Linked DNA regions of Homo sapiens: region 2 is linked to region 1. Evidence: read pairs that join two places in POLR2A ChIA-PET (ENCODE). Cell type or tissue: GM12878. All regions are shown on one strand. Region 1 holds the start of LOC124905125 (a long non-coding RNA gene). Region 2 overlaps SREBF2 (sterol regulatory element binding transcription factor 2).

What was found. Peaks named below come from ENCODE experiments on the same cell type or tissue, not always from the same donor. Only the 100,000 strongest peaks of a DNase experiment are listed, where the experiment ranks them.
Region 2: POLR2A ChIA-PET joins it to region 1 with 8 read pairs; 19 of 35 experiments call an interaction of 5 or more read pairs at or near these places.

Annotation. Positions count from the first base shown.
Region 1 is chr22:41,917,737-41,921,736 of GRCh38, reverse strand. It overlaps LOC124905125 (a long non-coding RNA gene), which reads left to right and starts at 3,075. Exons shown (of 2, transcript XR_007068113.1): 1 at 3,075-4,000. RefSeq lists enhancers at 998-1,067, 1,148-1,227, 2,180-2,683, 3,798-3,887, 3,898-4,000 and a silencer at 1,668-2,137. In GM12878, no CTCF peak of the experiment used is centred here; DNase peaks (open chromatin) are centred at 1,246, 1,696 and 2,347; H3K4me3 peaks cover 3,321 bases; H3K27ac peaks cover 3,519 bases.
Region 2 is chr22:41,839,461-41,843,460 of GRCh38, reverse strand. The region is part of intron 1 of SREBF2 (sterol regulatory element binding transcription factor 2); the gene reads right to left. Among named protein-coding and RNA genes, the nearest start is that of SREBF2-AS1, 6.8 kb to the right of the region's middle. In GM12878, no CTCF peak of the experiment used is centred here; no DNase peak of the experiment used is centred here; H3K4me3 peaks cover 1,614 bases; H3K27ac peaks cover 550 bases.

The sequences.
Region 1 (4,000 bases):
TACTTTTAGTAGAGATGAGGTTTCTCCATGTTGGCCAGGCTGGTCTCAAACTCCCGACCTCAGGTGATCTGCCCGCCTTGGCCTCCCAAAGTGCTGGGATTACAGGCATGAGCCACCGCGCCCAGCCAGCCTTGACCTTTTTGTTTTGTTTTTTTTTTTGAGACGGAGTCTCGCTCTGTCGCCCAGGTTGGGGTGCAGTGGTGCAATCTCGGCTCACTGCAAACTCTGCCTCCCGGGTTCACGCCATTCTCCTGCCTCAGCCTCCTGAGTAGCTGGGACTACAGGCGCCCGCCACCACGCCTGGCTAATTTTTTTGTATTTTTAGTAGAGACAGGGTTTCACCATATTAGCCAGGATGGTCTCGATCTCCTGACCTCATGATCCGTCCACCTCGGCCTCCCAAAGTGCTGGGATTACAGGCGTGAGCCATCGTGCCCGGCCCAGCCTTGACCTTTTTAAAGGTCCCTGTTGGTCCAAATTTTCTCCTGAAAATCTAGACCATTTCACATCCATGAGGAGGGATTATATGGTCCAGTTTGCAGATAGGAAAAGAGAGGCCCTGTGAGGTAATGGGATCCGGCCCAAGATACAACAGGTGGGTGGTGGAGCTGGGCGAACCCTGGGCTCCTGCGCTTGGCGGCCATGCCTGCCCAGCAGAATGTCATTGGCCCGGACCCCCTCCTTGGGAGCGGAGAACTCGGGGACTGATGCCAGGCCCCACTCCCTGGTTTCATCACTACTCAGATTTTCTCCCCAACTGTTCTCTCATTTTGATAAGAGGGATCCCAGACAGACTCTGGAAGCGCCGTTTTGCGGGTGGGAACTGAAGGGAAAAGGCCTCTCTCTGAGCCTGTGTTTCGGGCCAGCTTTTCCTGAAGGAGGGTCTGATTCCCACCAGGTCCCCAGGGCCCTGGCCGGTGGGGGCAGGCCTGGCTGAAGTCTCGCTTCCTCCTGGGGCTTCCTGCAGGCCCCTTTCACTTCCTGCCTGGTAGCCAGAGGCTGGGGGCTCCAGGAGGGGTTGTGGAGGCCCAGCTGGTGAGGCCAGGGAGGAAGGCCTGACCCCCCACTTTCGTTTCAGCAGGGATGGCTCAACACAGCACTATCCCTGCAAGCTGGTAGCATCTCACTGGGCCTCAACTCTCTGGGCCCCTCTTCCCATCTGCAAAATGGGGCTCTTGAGGCCCACCTAGCTGTCCTTGGAGATTGAAGAGGTCCTGTGGCATGTAGGGACAGAGGGACCCCTGCTAGAGCCAGGGAACGCCCCCAGCAGGGAGGTGTGAGCAGGCCTGGTCCTGCCCTCATGACCCGAGGGTGGGGAGAGAATGGGGGTGCGGTAGAAACGACTGCCCCAAATAGCGGAATAGCGGGGCAGAGTCGGGGAGCAACCGGGAGGAGAGAGATGCCAGAGTTCCCCGCCCCTACGCTTTCCTCCCGGGACTCCGAAGGGCGCTCAGTGGTTGGCGTGGGGGACGGGGGGAGGGACGCTACTGGGGTCCCGGGACCCAGAGGAACCTTGGGCATCTCTCCACTCCCCTAGGCTGCGGATAATCTGGGATCCAGGCCCGAATCCAGCGACTTCGGGGCAAGCGAGTCTCTGCGCGGCTTCCGCCGTCAGCCCCGGCCACCACCGGCCCCGGGAGATTTGGACGTGGGGCGGGGGTAGGGGGTGCTGCCAAGGGGCGGGGTCAAGAAGAGAGGCGGGGCTGAGGGACCCCCAAGCCTCAAGGTGGCCGGAAAGGGGCGGGGCCAGCGGCATGCCTAAGGGGTGGAGTCAAGGCCAAGGGGCGAGGAAAAAGCTTGGGACCGGATAAGGGGCGGGACCAAGGCCAAGGGCGCCTGCTTCGGGCTCCCGACCTCTGCGCCCTCGGGAGTCCGGGTCCTCACGCGCATCCCGAGCCCTGGGGGCCTGGATGCGGCCCACGGCCCCGACTCAAGGGCGAGGCTCAGGGGGGAGGGCGCAAGACGCCTCCGCACAGAACTGTGACCGAGGAGCAGGGGGGCTGCCGGGGAGGGCGCACCTGTCCCCGTGCACGCGCTGTGGCCTCCGTGGAGCTCTGTCCTCTCTTGGTTCCCGCGCTAAGGTCTCGGTGTCCGCTCCGGATTCGCACGTACACTGAGGGCTTTGGAGCCTCCCAGTCCCGCCGCTCCCTGGCGACCTCAGGAGCCCGGGCGCCCCCTCCCTCCCACGGGCAGCTGGAGCCTGAGTCAGAGTTGCCTCGCGGGAGACAAAGACAGCCGTGGGCCCTCCCTCCAGAACCCCTCCTGGTATCGGCATTTGCACCAGCAGGGAGCCCAGAGTCCCCAAGAGCCTCTGCTTCTTGGGTAACTGCATCATTGAGGAAATGGAAGTGAAATTAGCTTAGGAATGAGGCCTTGGAGGCTTGTGGGTGGCATCCGCGGTCACGGTCTTCTCAGCCTGGCTTCAGTGTCTCTGGGGCCCACTGCTTCTCCCTGTAACCCTGCCGAAATGCTGGTAGCCCATCTTGCAGATGACAAAACTGAGGCCTAGAAAGGTTGAATGGCCCTGAAGAGCAGGAATTCCAACCCGGTCAGCCTGGCTCCAAAATAAAGGATAAAGGCTGGGCGCAGTGGCTCGCACCTGTAATCCCAGCACTTTGGGAAGCCAAAGCGGGCCGATAACTTGAAGTCAGGAGTTCGAGACCAGCCCTGCCAACATGGTGAAACCCCCGTCTCTACTAAAAATACAAAAATTAGGCCGGGCCCCGTGGCTCACGCCTGTAATCCCAGAATTTTGGGAGGCCGAGGCGGGCGGATCACCTGAGGTCAGGAGTTCGCGACCCGCCTGATCAATACGGTGAAACCCTGTCTCTACTAAAAATTACAAAAATTAGCCAGGCGTGGTGGCGTGCACCTGTAATCTCAGCAACTCCGGAGGCTGAGGCAGGAGAATCGCTTGAACCTGGGAGGCGGAGGTTGGAGTGAGCCAAGATCGCGCCACTGGACTCCAGCTGGGCGACAGTGTGAGACTCCGTCTCAAAACAAAACAAAACAAAAATTAGCCAGGCATGGTGGCGGGTCCTTATAAATCCCAGCTACTCGGGAGGCTGAGGCAGGAGAATTGGTTGAATCCAGGAGGCAGAGGTTGCAGTGAGCCGAGATCACACCACTGCACTCCAGCCTGGGCAACACAGAGAGACTCCGTTTCATAAATAAATAAATAAAACCTAGAAACTCTGGGCATGTGGGGCTGGAAAGGGGTTCCAGGAAGAGAGGGCAGCCTGCGTGACCAGACAGGGGGCAAATGAGCCTGGGTCAGGTGTTGGCAAGGGCCCTGTCGTGGGGTAGGAGTGCCTCCCGGGTGTGCTGAACTGGCCAGAATGTGGATTCGGGACTCATAGTGCAGGTTCCAGGCCAGACCCTGCCCTTCCTGGCTGTGTGCCAGTCACAGCAAGTCACTTCCTCTCTCTGAGTCTTGAGTTTCTCTCTAGGAAATCCCAAACCTTTCCCAGGGCTCAGCAGAGCTGGCAGACTGGTCACCCACCACCTAAAATGGGGACACTGAGGCCCAGCACAGGCTGTTTGTCATGTCCACACCTCTCAGGGCCCCCAGCCTTCCCCAGCCAGAACTGAGCACCAGGTGAGGGCTGGACATGGAGGAAGGCCGTTCGTGCACAGGAGCATGTATGCTGACAAACACGTGTGCACACACATGCCCACCGTGCAGGGAAGGCCCTCATAGTCATGCTAGCCCCAGACATGCACACTCTTGCTGTCACCCAAACACGCGCAGACACCCGCACACTCGAGCTGCCAGCATTGGGAGCTGGGGGCGGGGCGGGTGCCCTTCAGGAGCAGGGACTCGGCTCCTCTGCCCGCCCCGCGGGGCTTGCTGCAGATGCCAGGGGTTATTTTAAGCCTGGATCAATGGATGAGTTTTGGTGACACAGGCTTAGTGGTAGTGGAGGGGGGCAGGCAGAAGAGATAAGGGGTGGCTGCCCTGGAGCCTTGATGGGGTGAGAGACCCCGGGGTCCAGGGCAA
Region 2 (4,000 bases), 78 kb after region 1:
TGAGACGAATGTAGGTTAAGGCATGGAACGGTGCCTGGCACCCAAGGCCATACACATTCTGTGAGAACAAGGAACTTGTTTATTTGCCAGCACTGAACCTGGAGCCCAGTACAAAACAGGCCTACATAAAGTTTTGAACTGCATAGTGGGTGCTGCCTACACAGTGATTTCAAAACCTGGTGAACGATCAAAAAGTAGAGGTGACTACGGAAACAGTCAATAACTAATAAAGAACAGGATGAGTCACGTTCACTTAGAGAACATCAATGCATCTCAATGTATCTATCTGGGATCAAGATGAAATGGTCTTGTATTCATTATCAAATAAAGTCATGTGTCACTTGACAACAGGATTCATTCTGAGAAATGTGTCATTAGGCAACTGCTTCATTGTGCAAACATCACAGAGTATACTTACACACACCTAGATGGTATGGCAATAGCTCCATTATAATCTTTTTTTTTTTTTTGAGACGGACGTCTCGCTCTGGTGTCCCAGCTAGAATACAGTGGTGCGATTTCAGCTCACTGCAACCTCCACCTCCTGGATTCAAGCGATTCTCCTGCCTCAGCCTCCCACGTAGCTGGGATTACAGGCTCATGCCACCACGCCCGGCTAATTTTTTGTATTTTTTAGTCGAGACAGGGTTTCACCATGTTAGCCAGGATGGTCTTGATCTCCTGACCCCATGATTCACCCGGCTCGGCCTCCCCAAGTGCTGGGATTATAGGCATGAGCCACTGTGACCAGCCCCTCTTATGTTTTACCTAACTGGATTCTTGCGACAACTATGTCGGAGACAGCACCACCCTGGCTTTGATCCAACAATCCCACTTCTGGTAACCGCTCCTGCCTCTAGACTTGCACATGTGTGAAAGGAAGAATTTACAAAGCTATTCGCAGCATTGTTTTTAATAGCAGAAGACTGAAAATACCTTCAGATGTCCATCAAAAAAGGACTGGATGAATAAATTACAGGGCATCATCAAATGGAAAACCATGCAGCAGTGAAAAAGTCTGGGATGATCTATAAGATACATTGGTAAGCAGAAAGGAAAAGGCAAGGCACAGAAGAACAGGGCTTATAGCATGCTAACTTTTTCAGTCAAAAAGGAAAGCAAAGCAAAAACTAAAATCAATATTTGTTATTAGCTTCTTTTGTAATAACAAATACATTTTGAAGCAGGTAAAAGAAACTAAAAATTTAATTACTTGTGAGGGAGCGGTGGGACTACGCAGATAGTGGGTAGGGCCGGGAGCAAGACTTTTCATAGTACCTTTTTATGTATTTTATTTTGATTCATATGAATGTACTATCTTTTAAAAAAATAAAAATATTTCCAAGTTGTAATTCCCAATCACCATAGTAATTTGCAGCACTGGAAATGTTTTTAAAATGAAAGGGCTACAGCTGATAGTGTGTTACCCAGCTGAACTTGAAGACTCCTCTTTGGAAGATACACGCCCATGAACAAACTCCCAAGTGACTTGTTCACAAGTATTCAGAACAGTGCTTATGTTAAGAAAAAACTGCAAATGATGAAAATGTTCAACAGGTACACAGGTGTGCAAGGGTTTGCCTATTCAGATGGATCACATTAGATTATATGGCTATTACACCTCAACTACTTCAACATACAGCAATCCCTATGTGAAAACACTGTGATATGTACGCAGATAAGCAATGTTCAGACGAGAATCCAGAAGGATACGGACAATTTGATATTTGCAAAGTTCTAATTGAATAAAACTGCTTGAGAATTTCCTTTTTTTAATTACAAATTTGAGGAGTGAAATGATCTAGTTGAGAAAGAAGCAAAAATATATATTTTTTAAAATGCCAAAATATGAACTGAATATGAGAGCTACATAAAAGCCTATTCAATGAGAGGCAAGCAGCATTCAAGAACATTAGGCCAAAGGCCTGGGTGTGAATGTGGGGAATGTTTGTCAAGGGCGAGGCCAAATAGACAGAGGAGGGAGGAGAAACCCAAAGGGACTCTAGTGCCGTGATCTGAGCAACCTCCAAAAACATATCCCAGGAAATGTAACTGGATGAGACCAGGAGACAAAAATGGGTGGAAAATAAATAAGCTGTGGACAACAGCAGCTCTTTCAACCCAAACGTTAGCAACCCTCATATATACTCCAGTGTCAAAACATACCTTATGTCTTTAAAAAGGTACAAAAGGGATGAAAAGCAGATCTGTGCTTCATCTCACTGAGCAGTTTTTCCAAAGCATCCCTCCCTGGAGAAATGTGAAGTCAGTTTCCACTCTTCTCCCACCTCCACCTCCTAGGGGTGTGCTGACCACAACCATCCCCAACACTCACTCCTAGCTCAGCCAGTTGGCCACTCCAACTTTCCCAATGGTGTGAACACCCAGACTGAACTTGAGGTGCTTTCCTTCCCTCATTAGACACACCTTTACAGAGTGCCTATTCAGTGCCAGGTACTGCATGCAGGATACTCTGCCAAAGATGAAACTGGGTGTCTGCAGAGAGAAGCAAGCAGAGGCCCAAATCAGTGCCATGGAAAGGCTCAGGTACTGGAAGTTCCTCTGCAGGCTCAGGTGACAAGGAGGCTGATGGCAGGGGGACTGCATGAATTCAGGTATCAGACACAGCTCTCCAGAGCCCCAACAAGTTGGGACAGTGACTGTCGGCCCAGTCACATCAAGGCACGTTGTCATGGAATTCAGAACATAAAGACAGGATCCCAAAAGCTTCCAGAGAAGAAAACAGGTCACACAAAGGATCAAGAATGGAAATGGCATCAGATTTCTCTACTAGAAGCAAGAAGATAATCAGACAATGCCTTCAAAATTCTGACATAAAACTCTGTCCAACCTAAAATTCTAAACTCAGCCAAACTACCAAAGTGGAATGAGGTTGGTAGAAAGATGTTTTTAGACAGGCAAGGCCTCGAAGAGTTACCTAAATGTACTCTTTCTCAGGAAGCCACTGGAGGATGTGCTCCACTAAAATAAGTGAGTAAAAATCAAGAACTGGGAAAGAAGAGCTTCAACATTGCCCCCAAGGGTGATGGTTAGGGGTTGTCCCAAGATAAGTGAAGGGAGAGCAGACCTAAACCATAGCCATCAGATGGGACAGGAAAGAAAGGAACTGACCACCACATTGCAAGTTTCTGTCACAAGATTTAGGGCAAATTAGTTACAGGAACATAGAAACTAAGCATGTGGGCCGGGCGCGGTGGCTCACGTCTGTAATCCCAGCACTTTGGGAGACCGAGTCGGGTGGATCACAAGGACAGGAGTTCAAGACCAGCCTGGCCAAGATGGTGAAACCCCGTCTCTACTAAAAATACAAAAAATTAGCTGGGTGTGGAGGTGGGTGCCTATAATCCCAGCTACTTGGGAGGCTGAGGCAGAGAACTGCCTGAACCCAGGAGGCAGAGGCTGCAGTGAGCTGAGACCGCGCCACTGCACTTCAGCCTGGGCGACAGAGTGAGACTCCGTCTCAAAAAAAAAAAAAAAAAAAAAGAAACTAAGCATGTGAATAAATGGGACTATTTATTATAAGCTCTTGGAAAACATAAACAACAAAAAATGTAGAAGATCTACCCAAGAGAAATGAACATATATGTCCACACAGCAACTTGTACACAAGTTTGTAGCAGCTTCATTCATAATGTAGCCAGAGTGGAAACGGCCCAAATGTCCACCAACTGAAGAGTAGATAAAACAGAATGCGGTGTGTCCATGCAATGGAACACTACACTGCAACATGATGAACCTAAGCAATATTATGCTACCTGTCTGATTCCATTTATGAGTTGTCCAGAACAGGCAAACTCATCAAGACAGAAAGTAGATCAGCTCATTGAAAAAATTATTCTACTTTCTCCAAAGAGAACTACTTGCTTCCACCTGCCCATCTCCCACTCACCCCTGCTTCCTTTCTGCCTTGGATTCCCTCATCTGACTGTTCTGGCAAGGTTTGGCCTCCTAATACCAAGTCCCACGACTCCTTGCATGG